Linked DNA regions of Homo sapiens: all the other regions are linked to region 1. The links are chromatin contacts, found by Hi-C or POLR2A ChIA-PET in ENCODE. All regions are on one chromosome and are shown on one strand. The core of a region is the stretch at or near the end of the contact, and the rest is flanking DNA. Distances in the headings are between cores, read along the strand shown.

Evidence for each region. A loop is a pair of places that touch in the nucleus more often than their neighbours do. ChIA-PET counts read pairs that join two places held with the same protein, here RNA polymerase II (POLR2A). Pooled maps may share reads with other maps.
Region 2: a loop to region 1 is called in a pooled map, with 8 times the contacts of the local background. The contact joins two enhancer-like sites. A Hi-C loop is called at or near these places in 1 of 168 maps with a recorded cell type or tissue (naive thymus-derived CD4-positive, alpha-beta T cell), 2 of 37 single-sample maps with no recorded cell type and 9 of 50 pooled maps. POLR2A ChIA-PET finds 5 or more read pairs at or near these places in 3 of 52 experiments (CD4-positive, alpha-beta memory T cell, activated T-cell and activated naive CD4-positive, alpha-beta T cell).
Region 3: a loop to region 1 is called in a pooled map, with 5 times the contacts of the local background. The contact joins two enhancer-like sites. A Hi-C loop is called at or near these places in 17 of 168 maps with a recorded cell type or tissue (B cell, CD4-positive, alpha-beta T cell, CD4-positive, alpha-beta memory T cell and 7 more), 9 of 37 single-sample maps with no recorded cell type and 23 of 50 pooled maps.

Annotation. Positions count from the first base shown.
Region 1 is chr6:12,232,432-12,236,777 of GRCh38, reverse strand. It overlaps a transcript of EDN1 not described here. Among named protein-coding and RNA genes, the nearest start is that of EDN1, 56 kb to the left of the region's middle. Within about 2 kb of position 2,302, at least 3 of the 41 ENCODE cell types and tissues checked have a DNase peak (open chromatin) inside an H3K27ac peak, as active enhancers do.
Region 2 is chr6:11,728,924-11,733,269 of GRCh38, reverse strand. All of the region lies in intron 4 of ADTRP (androgen dependent TFPI regulating protein), which reads left to right. It overlaps LOC124901258 (a long non-coding RNA gene), which reads right to left. Exons shown (of 2, transcript XR_007059452.1): 2 at 2,023-3,212. Among named protein-coding and RNA genes, the nearest start is that of ADTRP, 48 kb to the left of the region's middle. RefSeq lists enhancers at 513-602, 883-1,182, 3,567-3,736 and a cis regulatory region at 3,651. Within about 2 kb of position 2,554, at least 3 of the 41 ENCODE cell types and tissues checked have a DNase peak (open chromatin) inside an H3K27ac peak, as active enhancers do.
Region 3 is chr6:11,831,432-11,835,777 of GRCh38, reverse strand. No RefSeq gene overlaps it. Among named protein-coding and RNA genes, the nearest start is that of ADTRP, 55 kb to the right of the region's middle. RefSeq lists an enhancer at 1,157-1,456 and silencers at 1,679-1,869, 1,717-1,946. Within about 2 kb of position 1,802, at least 3 of the 41 ENCODE cell types and tissues checked have a DNase peak (open chromatin) inside an H3K27ac peak, as active enhancers do.

The DNA.
Region 1 (4,346 bases), core at 1,053-3,552:
AAAAAAAAAGAAATATTGGCCTAATTAATTAGAAACATACTTGGACTGTCACTTGAGCTTACTCAGGATAAGAGATTTATAATAAAGCACTTAGAATTTTACCAGTTTTTTTCCTAATTTCATCTTCCATATCAAATATTTTAGGAAAAATGAATTTATATATAAAGCTCCCTTTTTAAAGTGAAAATCTACTTTTATTATTAATTGTTTGGCATCAGGGCCAGGCACGGTGGCTCACGCCTGTAATCCCTGCACTTTGGGAAGCCAAGGTAGGTGGATCACCTGAGGTCAGGAGTTTGAGACCAGCCCAGCCAACGTGGCAAAACCCCATCTCTACTAAAAATACAAAAAAAATAGCCTAGTGTGGTGGCACACGCCTGTAGTCCCAGCTACTGGGAAGGCTGAGGCAGGAGAATCACTGGAACCTGAGAGATGGAGGTTGCACTCCAGCCTGGGTGACAGAACGAGATGCCTTCTAAAAAAAAAAAAATTGTTTGGCATCAAAATTACTCATTCACTGGAAGCCATTAGAAAATGTACATTCAAATTTATTCTATTATTGAATGGAAAAACCTACAAAGTGAGATAATACTTTTCTTTTTATTCGCAACCAAGGAATCAGTTTTATTCCCATGGAATCAAATAGGGATTCCTTTTCAACTATTCAGTTGAAATAAGTCAAGAAACAATTCAGTTATCTCAAACAGAATACAGTTTAAAAAGACTGACATACCATTATTGTTATGAAATCTTGTATACAAGAAAAACATGGAGAAACAATCTTTTGAAAGTCTGCTTGTAAAGCCAGTATTCAGGATAGCCCTGTTATGATGTACGCTTTGTGTCTCAGAGAAATCAGAATGTCTGCAACAAAGGCCTATGTGATGGCAATATTGCAGAGCTGCACTGTCCAATATGGTAGACACCAGTCACTTGTGGCTATTTAAATTTAAATTAATGAAAATTAAATAAAAGTAAACACTTGGTCCAGTCTTACTGGCCACATTTCAAATGCTCAATAGTCACCTATGGCCACTGCAGAGCACAAGTAACATTTTCTACATTGCGGAAAGTTCTGTTGGACAGCTCTGTTTTAGAGTCTACTGTAGTACAGATTATCTGTTAAAAGAATGGCTCAACCAATAGCGATCTCAAGTAAGAAATTCGGAGTGAGAGCACAGGAAGGAACTAGAATGGGAGAGGCTTTGAAATGAACAGGCACTGTCTTGGCATTACATACTAGCCATTCAAGGGGAGACCGTTCATGGCAGTGCTTCCTCTTTTCATGGTACTTTTTGTATTTCTTTTTGGTGTATGGAGAGTCAGGGAGTTATGAACTATATGGATTTATCTACTTTGGAAAAACAGAGAAGCATATATTCCCGATAATCATTGTCCTTAGACATGTTAGTAAACATTGCTATGTGGAAGTCACCATGTTACCAAAATTAGCAGCAGATTCAGTGGAGAATAGGAAGGAAGCCTGAGCAGGACAGACTTTCTAAGGAAACGGAGAAAGCTGAGGTTCCTGCCTCACATTTTCCATACAATTGCGCTGTACTTTAGAACCATCTACCTCTTAGTGAAGTCCAACCCCTATTCTACGAATGAGAAAATGGAGACCCAGAGACAAAGAAGTGACTTACCCAAGAACACTTATGGTATCACTGGAACAAGACCAGGGGCGAGATCTCCCTTCTAACATGACTTGGCCCACATTACTACTACTCACTTGCCAAGCAGATACTCCAATCCTCCCCTTCAAACAATGAATATGATAAAATCATCCTTTTAAAGAATAACTGAATTTCAGTTCAGGAAGCACTGTAATTGTCCAAGTGAATGTTTGTCAAATATCTCTTTCTGGTTTTGTTTCTTCATGAATGATCTAGAGTCTGGTCACTTGCTGTCTGGCCCATCCTCAAAAGCCAAACTTTCTCCTAAACTCTGGCTATCTCAGTAGGTCCATGGACACCAATGAAGTCCCCATCTCTGAATGCAAACCTTCCTGATCAATGTAACCTTGGAGAACAGGTTAATTCTAGCACCTTGAGTGAGTTCCAGGTAGGATTCTGGCAGTTCTGGTTGGGTTTGCAGCCAAGAGCCAAAATGCCCCAAAAGAGCCTGAAGTGGACCCTGGTCTTGGTCTTGGCCTTAGAGGTCAGCAGAGCAGTGTTTAACAGCAGAGACTTTTGCTTCAGAAAGACTTGACTTCCAAGTCAATCCAAGCCCAGCCATTTGTCTGTGACTGGACCACTAAGTGACCTCCGCCTCCGTTTCCTCACTTAAAAGTTGAAGTAATAAGAAACACTTCCCTGTGGTTTTGAAAGGATTAAGTTGGCTACTTACTATACATATCTAGCATAATGTGTTAGTGTCAGGAACATGGGATTCACCCCATGAAAGGGGATGTCATTGTTAACTGGTCTGAGAACCCAGAGAAGCAGCAGAAAGACACCTTGGGGGTTCTTGCTTCCAGGCAGCCACCTGGGAGTCAGTTTTCAGATCCTGGCTCTCTACTACCAGCTGAGGGAGCATTTCCAGTTTCAGCTCTCAAATTGTGCCAGTTTAATAAATGCATCAGACCACAAGGTGGTGCTTGATTCTAAAGTTTGATATCAGGAGGCTTTTCTAACCACAAAAGTAGTGAATAGCAAAGTGCATTCAACATTGTTAACAAGAGCCAACTTCCTAACCCTGATACAGATGTATAGGTGGGCTCCTGGCCTCTCTGACTGAAGACCAAGGAGTGTGAGCCACACAAGGAGCATTTGGCATGTGAGGGGGATGGGGAGAGCCTCAGCAAAGCTGAAGCCTTTATTTGGTTTCTTTTCCTACAGCATTATGTAAACTCCTGTCAAACCTACACTTGTGCTGTGTGGTTGTCCTCCAATTTCTGTATTACTCAGGCTCCCATGAGCAGCAGTTCAAGGAGTACAGGGAGGAGGAGCGGAAGAAGGGTGTTCTTGGGACATCAACCCCAAGGTATTTCAAAGCCCACTTCCTCTCGTAGTGCAATGACTGATGCCTCCAGCTATGAGTACAGGTCATGAGGCTCTGTATGTAAAGCAGATGTCACCCCTTTTTATTTTCAACATGCCAGCGTGATGCCACTGGGTCTTGGTGAGTTGGCATCACACACATCATCAGCAGCAATCTTGCCCATGCGGTCGGCTCTGTATAATAACATCTGTATTATAATAATAATAATCATAGTGCCTTAGGTAGGTAGAGCAGCTTGAATTGTCCAAAGGACTTTGCAACCAATTTGCAGTTATTATTGACAGAGCTTTGGTCCTGGTGCAGTCGCTACCTGGACATGACCTTGGGCAATTTCGTGAATTCTGTTTACCTGTAAAATGGTGGAGGAAGAAGGCGGGTAGACTAGATAATTTCTACAGTCCTCTTTAATGCTAGAATTCTGTGAATCAGTCTTGTTTTTCCCTCAGAAGAAGTTCTCCATCCATGAACATTTAGGCTTTAGGGGATGCTAAGAGGGATTTAGGGGGAACCCCTGATGAAAACAAGCAAAATGGAAAAGATCAGGAAAAGGTAGGAGGACAGAGCTAGGAAGGGCTAGGCTTGGAGACAGAATAAAAGAGCTGAAAAGGACTCAGGACCTATAACTTTGGATGAAGGCAACTGAAAGGCTTTTGTGGGAAATACCCCTGTAAAGGAAAACAAAGAGAAAAAAGAGAAAACTTAAATCTGCTGGGTTTTCTTTGGATCCAGCCAAAGGATTAGCTCTAAGATTGTTTTCTAGCTGATCCTCTGATAACAGCTTTCTAAAGGCTTGTGTAGACATCCCTTCACCAAATTTTTTGACCTTTTAATCCTTCTGAAAGTGACCTGTCCCTCTTTCTACTAATGAGAACAGAAAAATAAAAGAAAGTTTGCCAGTCGTCTTTTCAAGAACATTTTGTTGATTTTCTCATTGATGTGAAGGCTGTACCCAACAACCTTTCATTATAAGGTAACCAAAAGGTATATGCATGAATCACAACAGCTACCGTTCATAAACTATACCACTAATTCATAGTTTGCAACATTTTCCTTTAGTCTATTAATACTTTGAGTGAAAGAATCATTTAGGATCAACTTTATTTTAATAGATGCAATTTCATCTTAACTAAGACATTTATGCATTTTTTTCCTTCTAATAACGAAACCACTAACACTGCGGTAAGGCAGAGGAAATGAAAGATGAGTTTGACAGCATCAGGCTGCTTGGCTCAGAGAAAATACAAGATTGCTACATTCCACAAGTTACTGAATTTGGGGGAGCGCTGCATTTGTCCTCTTGAAATGATCTGACTCAGCTTCTCTGAATTTTATGAGTACCCTGG
Region 2 (4,346 bases), core at 1,305-3,804, 500 kb after region 1:
GAAAGATGATTCTGGCTGAAGTGTGGACATTAGACTGAAGAGGAACAAGACAGGTAGACCAGTTGGTGGCATTGCTGGTAACTCAGGGGAGTTGATGTTAGCCAACTGATGATAACATCAGTCAATCCACAAATAAAATCAGAGAGTGTGAACAATGGGAGGTGACTTAGAGATGACTTAGCATTGGAAAACTAAATCTCCAGTAGGGTAGATGACATGCCCATGGTCATATGGCAGAGGTGGGGTAGAGATGCAAAGCTGGTACTTGAGCCAACTAAAACTGAGGTCTCCTCTCTCCAAATCCAGTTGTCTTTCCACTGTGTTTACATGGCCAGGTATTTGTTCAATTCCCAGTGTGTGCAAAACCATTCAGCTAAATGCTGGATGGATGGGCATGCACAAAGCTTGACCTAGCTCTGCACTTTGAAATCTTTCACGTGTTGTTCCCAGCTCTATGTGCTTGGATTAGACATTAAAGTACTGGTAATGAAGGGAGTGGAGGGAAGGGATGGAGACCTGTCACCAGCAGGAACGTGACTGGGTGAGCCCCAGTGCCCAGTGGGGAGCTGAGGTGGTTTGGGATTTCGTCCTTCATGAAAAATGCTAAGTTGGTATTTGGTCCACTAAGCCCCATTTTTGCTAGAACAAATCAAATATAGACACTTAAAGGAGGGTGTTTGATGTGATCCTGTTGATGGAAGCATCTCTATTTCTGCTCACGCCCTGGTTAGAGGAGCTCAGACTCTTTGGTGCCTGCCAACCCCACCCTTACGCAGTTTCCAGGGCCCCTGGCTCCTCACAGCCACAGATGGCCATGAAGTTCTACAAACTGCAGACACCCATGGAGACGTTTTAGGGAAGTGGCTATGGGCCCACTGTCAGATGTGCCAGTTTGGACAGTCAAATGGGGAAATGGCATAACACGAATGAGGTAAAGAGCATGGGCTCGGGCCAGAGGGAGCGTGAGAAACGAACATGAGTCAGGAAAACGGCACTGAAGCTGAGCTGGAGAAGCATTTCACCGCCGAAACCATGTTCAAATGACCTAAAAATAGTTCCTGAGACCGTGGGGACCGCCTTACATGTGGTGGTTGCTTTTAGTTATTTTTCAGATTGCAAAATTGAAGAGCTCTCCCCTAAGTGGGAAAATAAAGCTTTGCAAAATAGTAATGACTGCAAAGCTTTCATTTCCTTTGGAAAGCATTAGTCACCTTTAAATATGGTAGCTCACTTATTTCTCCCTTCTCTCCTACCCCAAAACACCTCACCTAGTTCTCCCTGAGGCAGTGGTGAGGAGCAAAAAAATAGAAATGTTCCTTCTGCTGGTTTTTATTCTTTCTTTTATTGAATAAATATTTTCCCTAACACATGGTTGGTCCTGCCCAGAAAAGCAATGTTATATCAGGCCAAGCTTCAGCCTGCAGGGGGTTTATCCTTAATAAGTGGAGATGACCCATGCATACAAATTATAAGTGCAGAAGATGGAAAGTGGTAAAACCTCATAAAAAAAACACAAGGAGCCACAGAAAAGGAAGAGTTTGCATCCAGCTGAGCGGTGTGGGAAGGGCACTGTGGAAGGCATGCATTGGATCTGAGCCCTGAAGGACCGGCAGGATTGGAGCTAGAAAAAATGAGAGAAGGTAAACAAAAGGAGCACAGTCCCAAGGCCAGGAGAGTGCAGAAAGCGTGAGAGCAAGGGTCAGTAATTCTCTTTGCTGGACCTGTTTGTGAAAGAGACTAATGAGAAATATCCCTGGAACTACCCACTCATGAAGGCTTGCAGATGGCAGACTAGAGGATGTTGGACATAGTATAGAAAATGGGAGCATTTGTTGTTGCTGTTGTTTGTTTGTTTGTTTGGAGTGGAAGCAAGGGTGAGCAGTATTTGTAACTTGGCCAGCAAATTATGCTTTAAAATGTCATTCTTGACAATAGTGCTTCAAATAAGTTGGAGTGACAAGAGATGGGAAACAAAATAAAATATAAACCAATATAAAAATAAAAACTAGCCAGCACATTATGTACTTTGATCACAATGTCTTAGTTTTTATGTATGGTTATTTCACAGTTCCAGTGATATCCCCAAGCACCCTTCTGCCTTGGAGGTCTTGGTCCAGTTTTCCAAGGAGTTCCAATAATCTGCTGAGTGCTCACACATGCCCCTGTCGTGCACTGCACAACCCATGCTGCACACTGTTCTGAGCATTGTTCTTACACACAGATAGCAAAACTGTAATCCCCACTGGGTCCAACATCCCCACCTGGCACAGTGTTAAGGGTTAGCACACCATGCCCACTGCTGATGCCAACAGTGTCATTTACCCATCAGCCCCCTGTGTTGGTAGAATTAACAATGTTACTCGCCACAGCAACCACCCCAGCTGGCCTGGAGTGCATCATCACACTGCTCTTGGTAGACCAGAAACCTACTGATGCTGCAGGTGTCCCTGCTAGTGTGTAAAGTATTGCATGCCCCGTACAAACACTGCACAGATATGCAGCTGTCACCCAGCCTTGGGGCAGATGTTTGTAAAGTCCCTTCCCCAAAGTAGTTGCTATGAGGCAAGAGAGAGAATTACTTTCTTTTATACTGTGCTCTCCAGGGTAAGATCCCTCAGCAAAGCTTCCTGGGTTCCCAGAAGTAACAGTTCTTTAAATTCATGCCTCATTTACAAATACATGTACACATCTTACCCTGAGAATACATTAAAAACTGCCAAGGGGTGGACTAAGCTGAGTTCCAGGACCAGCCACCTTGCCATTTCCAGAATCAGCAATTCTCTTCTTCTCTTTCTGGTTTTTATTCATTTTTCTATTGAATAAATATTTTCCCTAACACATGGTTGGTCCTGCTCAGAACCAACCATGTTGTGAACTCCCTACCAGAGCCACTGTTACCGTTTCCAAAATATGACCTTCAACTGAGATCATCCAGGTCAACCATAGCTTTATAACCTCAACTCAGCAGGGATTGGAATCTCAGCACCATTTTCCACAGAAGAAATCCTTACCCTACCTGTAAATTCATATATGAAAATTAATTAAAAAGATGCCACACAACACATCCTTGTTGTCAACATGCGGGGTCCAGCCCAGCCAGGATCCAAACTGAAGAGGGATGGAGGTGGAGGACTAGGAGAGGAGAGGGTATCTCATCTCCTGCTCTTCTCATCTTTCCTGTTCAAACCTTAGTTCTTATTCAACCAAAATGCCTGTAACAGAAATCAGAAATAATAACGGCATGAAGAGAGTAAAACTGTAGAATCAGAAATGAGAGACATGCCTGAGACACATTGTTGAAACAACAGAATAGGTTTTATGGATTGATTGACATGTACCACACAAATGAAAAGGAAAAATTAGGATAATTCTAAAAATTTTAAGTTAGTAGACAAGAAAAATGGTGATTCCATTGATAGATGAAAATGAATTGTGAAAGTAATCGTCTTGGGTATAAGTAAAACAGTCAGTTTAATATCCCATATCTAGGTCTCATTTCAAAAATACTCTGGTTTAATTGGTTCAGGATATGCCCTCAGCATTGGAATTTTTAAGGCCCTCAAGTCAATTCTAATTTTGAGACAAGATTGAGAATCACCTGCCTGGAGGAATTTCCATTCAGAAATTCAGACCCTGCAGTCTCAAGAAAGATGGGGCTGAGGAGATGCAGCTAGTTGAACCCTCGTGGAGTGACAAGATTGCTGGAAAGAGAGAGAGGAGAGAGGGAAGATAAGTAAGAAGCAAACACCAGGGAAAGGCCCTCCTCTCAGGGACAGGAGGGGGAAGGAGCAGCAAAGGTAGCAAGGAATTACCAGGTAGTAGAAGGGCAGGAAGTTAGAAAACCATGGGCCCTGAAGGCAGAGAGGCTTCAAACTGGAAGGGGGTGTCTCAGGGAGGGGTTGGGCAACAGCTCTAAATGCCGTGATGAGGTTGCCACCCCAATGACTCTCATCACTGCCGACACCTCAACATCTAGGTAAACTATTTGACTAACACTCTAGCCTTGCAGTTTCTCCTGACTCTTTCTGTTTGATTTATTCTCCTGGGCTGGAAAGACGTGACCTGAGGGTTAACACCGAAAGAAAGAATTATATGCCCAAAGCCCACAAAACTCCGTTATCTGTTTATCTGCCACCCACAGACGTCGGTATTTCTCTACTGATAAGACGCAGAAGTTATGAATTTCTTGACAGCCATTATAATGCTCTAAGATTTAGGATAAGGAGACCCTAAAAGATTAATTTTTGGCTGCCATTTGGTGCCCACCCAGTCCAACTCACAGAGGTTCACGTAGCAGATGGCTCAAGAAAGATGTGAAATTGCTCTTTGAACTGAGGGGCAACGTC
Region 3 (4,346 bases), core at 553-3,052, 400 kb after region 1:
GTCATTTAATCCAAACCCTACACTTCAGAGACGAGGAAATTGAGGCTCAGATGGGATAAACTATCTGGCCAAGAACTCACAGTTGCTTGGAGACAGACTAAGACCAGAATTCTGATTTTCTGATTCCAAGGCTCATGGGCTCTCTGTTTCACCTTGCTATCTACCCTAGATTTTAGCTGTGTTCTTTAAGCTGTACATTTCCAGAATGACCCTTGCCACTCTTGGGGTCTGTTCTGGTTCCTCACCTACAACCAAGATTACCACCACAGCTTCACTGACTTTGTGAGTGCCTCTCTTGCTTGGAGGGCCTCTGTTCCTAGCCTCTGGAAATCCCATCTCCTTTGATCTCTGTTTTCTTCATGGCCTAGCATTGTCCCTGCATCCAACCAAATGCAATCTGGGTTTGACACAAAGGAGGATTGTTGAAGAACCAGTTAGGAGACTTGTTTCCTCACCACACATTATTTTTGTGTTTTCATGCATCTCTCGGGATTTGAATGTCATTGCTGTGGAACAAATGCTACAGCCATCAGGGAAGCCACCAAGGCCAGAGACAGACCTCAGTGCCAATTGGATAACGCCTTTAGTGGAATTGGGGTCTGAGCCAAACCCTTTCATGTTTCCTGCTCTTAAAAGGGCATGCTGAAAGACAGGAGGGAAAGGTGGCCAGTCTAGCAACCCCAGGCTTCAGGACTGGCTTTCTCCTCTTGCCAGTGAGCAGTCAAACTACAAGAAGAAAAAAATTCATGCTGCCCCACCCCTTTTTTTAATGTCCAAAGAACATCAATTTTAATTTAAATGATTTCTGGAAAATGAATTGTCATTTTTTCTGAGAGAAAGGAAACACGGTCATGTTTGCATTCTCTTAAGAAGATGCAACAGCAAATACTTTTGGTACATACATTACAGGAAAAAAGTCAATAAAAAACAAGAAGAGCAAGATAAATGGATGATCATATTGATCTAAATAGAACAAAGACAGTTCCAAACCCATAATCTCTAAAAATCATTACACACACACAAGCATGCACCTATCTTTAGGAGTTTTTACCAATCGATAAGCAAAAACATGTATTAAATACCTATGTGTATATAAAAGGCACTGAGCTAGCAGCTTTTTTCTGATACCTGAATTCCAAAATTCAAGGGGTCTTATTACTAGCTAAAGGTAGTACTACCTAAGCAAGAAAAGAAAGAAGGCAGTATTGTATCCCATGCATACTCTGATACAATGTTCTTCAAGACCAGGTCACCCACCTGTTGGTTATTTTAAGAAGGGGAATTCTGGCGGCAGCTGGGACTCTGCCATAAATAACTTAGACGTCAACGTTCTAACACTGAAACCTTCTTGTCACATCTTTCTAAATGAATTTTGGAGGTATCTCAGGCAACTGGTCTGTCCAGAGCCATAGAAAACGGCAGAATCATGCTTATGTTCATGACCATTTTCTTTTTATCTGCCCTCTCCACCTGCAAGCTGGCTGTGGGCTTCGAAGAACTTTCCTTAGTGCGAAGGGCTGAAGAACAGCAACAGCACACAATCATCATTGTTACTATCTCAGGCTATTGACATCAACTCAGTCAAATAATTAAACCCACTCATATTTCAAAAGCTTCTAGTAACTATCATGGCCATTAATTTTAACCTCAAAATTCCACTCTCGGCATTTGAAGTTCTGCCAGAGTTCCTGATTACTTTGAATATTTGTCTCCTCCAAATCTCGTGTTGAAATTTGATCCCTTGTTGGAGGTGGGGCCTGGTGAGAGGTGTTTGGGTCACGGGGGCGGATCCCTCATGAATGGCTTGGTATCCACTTGTGGTAATGCAGGAGTTTTTGCTCTATTTGCTTACCTGAGAGTTGGTTGTTTGAAAGGGCCTGGTACCTCTCCCCTCTCTCTCTTGCTCCCTTCCTCTTGCTAAGTGATGCCTGCTCTCCTTCATCTTCTGTTGTGAATGGAAGCTCCCTGCAGCCCTCACCAGAAGCAGATGTTGCCACCTTGCTTTTTGTACAGCCTGCAGAACTGTGAGCCAACTAAGCCTCTTTTCTTTATAAATGACCCATTCCTCAGGTGTTCCTTTATAGCAAATGCACTGAGATAACGCCCAACCTCCCTGTGACTATGCTTCTGACCCACTGCAGCTTCACTGGCTCCTTCCTCACTCTGATTCTTCACCTGATTCACTGCTTCCTATTCTAATGGCTTTCCTGTTACCAAGAAGAGCTCAGTATCCACCTGTCTCCCCAAAGGCCTCCCTCTCATGCGAACTGAAAAAATCTTGGCTGGGCGCAGTGGCTCATGCCTGTAATCCCAGTACTTTGGGAGGCTGAGGCAGGCAGATCATGAGGTCAAGAGATTGAGACCATCCTGGCCGACATGGTGAAACCCTGTCTCTACCAAAAATACAAAAATTAGACAGGTGTGGTGGCACACACCTACAGTCCCAGCTACTCGGGAGGCTGAGGCAGGAGAATCGCTTGAACCTGGGAGGCAGAGGTTGCAGTGAGTCAAGATTGTGCCACTGCACTCCAGCCTGGTGACAGAGCAAGACTCCGTCTCAAAAAAAAAAAAAAAAACTTGACCTAAGAAGTGTACTATACATCCATGTGACACATATGTCTATGTGTGCAAGTGTTTTCTACATCATGGTCATTTGTAGGGAGGCTCACCTGCCCAGAGGTAAATAAAATTCAAGTTATTCAAAACCATGACATTAATGAATTCAACCTTAAAACTAGCATTAAAAATAACAACAAACACTCATGTTCAAGTGGGAACTTGAGCCACTGTCTTAATGTTTCTTCCAAAACTCAGCAAAAACAGGTTCTTTAAAGTTGATTTGAATATCTTTTGTTTATTTTGTTTATCGCTTGATTGGGACTAGAACATTTTTGTTGCTGTGCCCTTTTTTTCTCAGTATGTGTCAATGCACAACAATTCAGTTGGCTTTGACTGGCACTGGCATTTTCTCCCAATATGGGCATTTGCAAATAGGAAGAACAAACCGCATACATGTATATGTACATACCTTTACATATAAGCTCAAGCACAACTAAAACCCTACTTTTGTGAATGAGATTTAATCACTATATATCACATCTTAAATAAGAATTGTATAATCTTTAAAACATCCTAGTACTGAGTCTCATACTTAGAAGGTATTCAATAAATGTTTGCTGTAGCAACCACAGAAGATTTAGCTCACAAAAAGTCTAAGTGATTATCAATATAGCAGACCTTAGTGGGAACCCTTACTTATTATTTGATTTCCAAATATGAAATACATTCAACATCACCTTTGTTTTCTTCCATGGATTTCAAGAAGGTCTTAAGGGCTTTGGAGTTTCAGAGCCCCCCTTTTCTTAAATTGCTTTTCTTCTATGCTGTATATTAACCTATGGTTTTAAAAGATACTAAGCATATCCAAATAATCATCTGATTTTATAAGAAGAGAGTTGTGTTCATGGAAGTGTTTTTCCTACTACCAGTGAAAAGGAAGAATTTTCTGATAATTGTCTGGCTATCTGAGGGTCAGTGGAACAGATTAACTGACATCGACATCTCACATGTCCTCAACAGGAATACTTCTGAGCTGGTGTCCTTCACCCTTTCTAGGAACAAACAACTAATTTTCAAAGCTAGCTTTAAGTAATATTGATACGGAAGTGCTGGGAAGAGAAGAGTGTGGTCGCTATAAATGACAGGGAAGTGGGGGAAGAGAAGTGCTGGGTAGAGGAAGGGCGTGGCCCCTGGCTAGGGCTCCACCCCCACAGACCTAGGTGAGGACAGGCACTTCTGCCTTCGCGCCCAAATGTTGCATTTTCCAAGACCACACTGACCTGCCACGCCCCCATCCTGGGCCTATAAACACCCGAGACCCTAGCAAGACAGAGACAGAAGCAGCTGGAGGTCCAAAAGAGCACATCGCGGCGGAGGAACGCACTGGCCCCAGCTCTGGCGTGCCGATAGGCCACTGACCAGCAGAACGACGTGGAGTTTGCCGGGGCAGTCTGAGGAGAGCCAGGGCCGGTGGCGGACTCCAGGGGAAAACCATCTCCCTTCTGGCTCCCCCATCTGCTGAGAACTCCCCGATAAAACCTGTGCACTCACTCCATTCTTCAAGCCCACGTGTGATCCGATTCTTCCAGTCCACTAAGGCTAGAAACCTCAGGATACAGAAATTCCTCTGTCCTTGCGACAAGGTAGAGGGTCTAATTGACCTAACACAAGCTGCCTGTGGACGGCAAACTAAAAGAGCACCCTGCAACATACTCCCACTGGGGCTTCAGGAGCTGTAAACATTCACCCCTAGACACAGGCCGTGGGGTCGGAGCCCCACAGCCTGC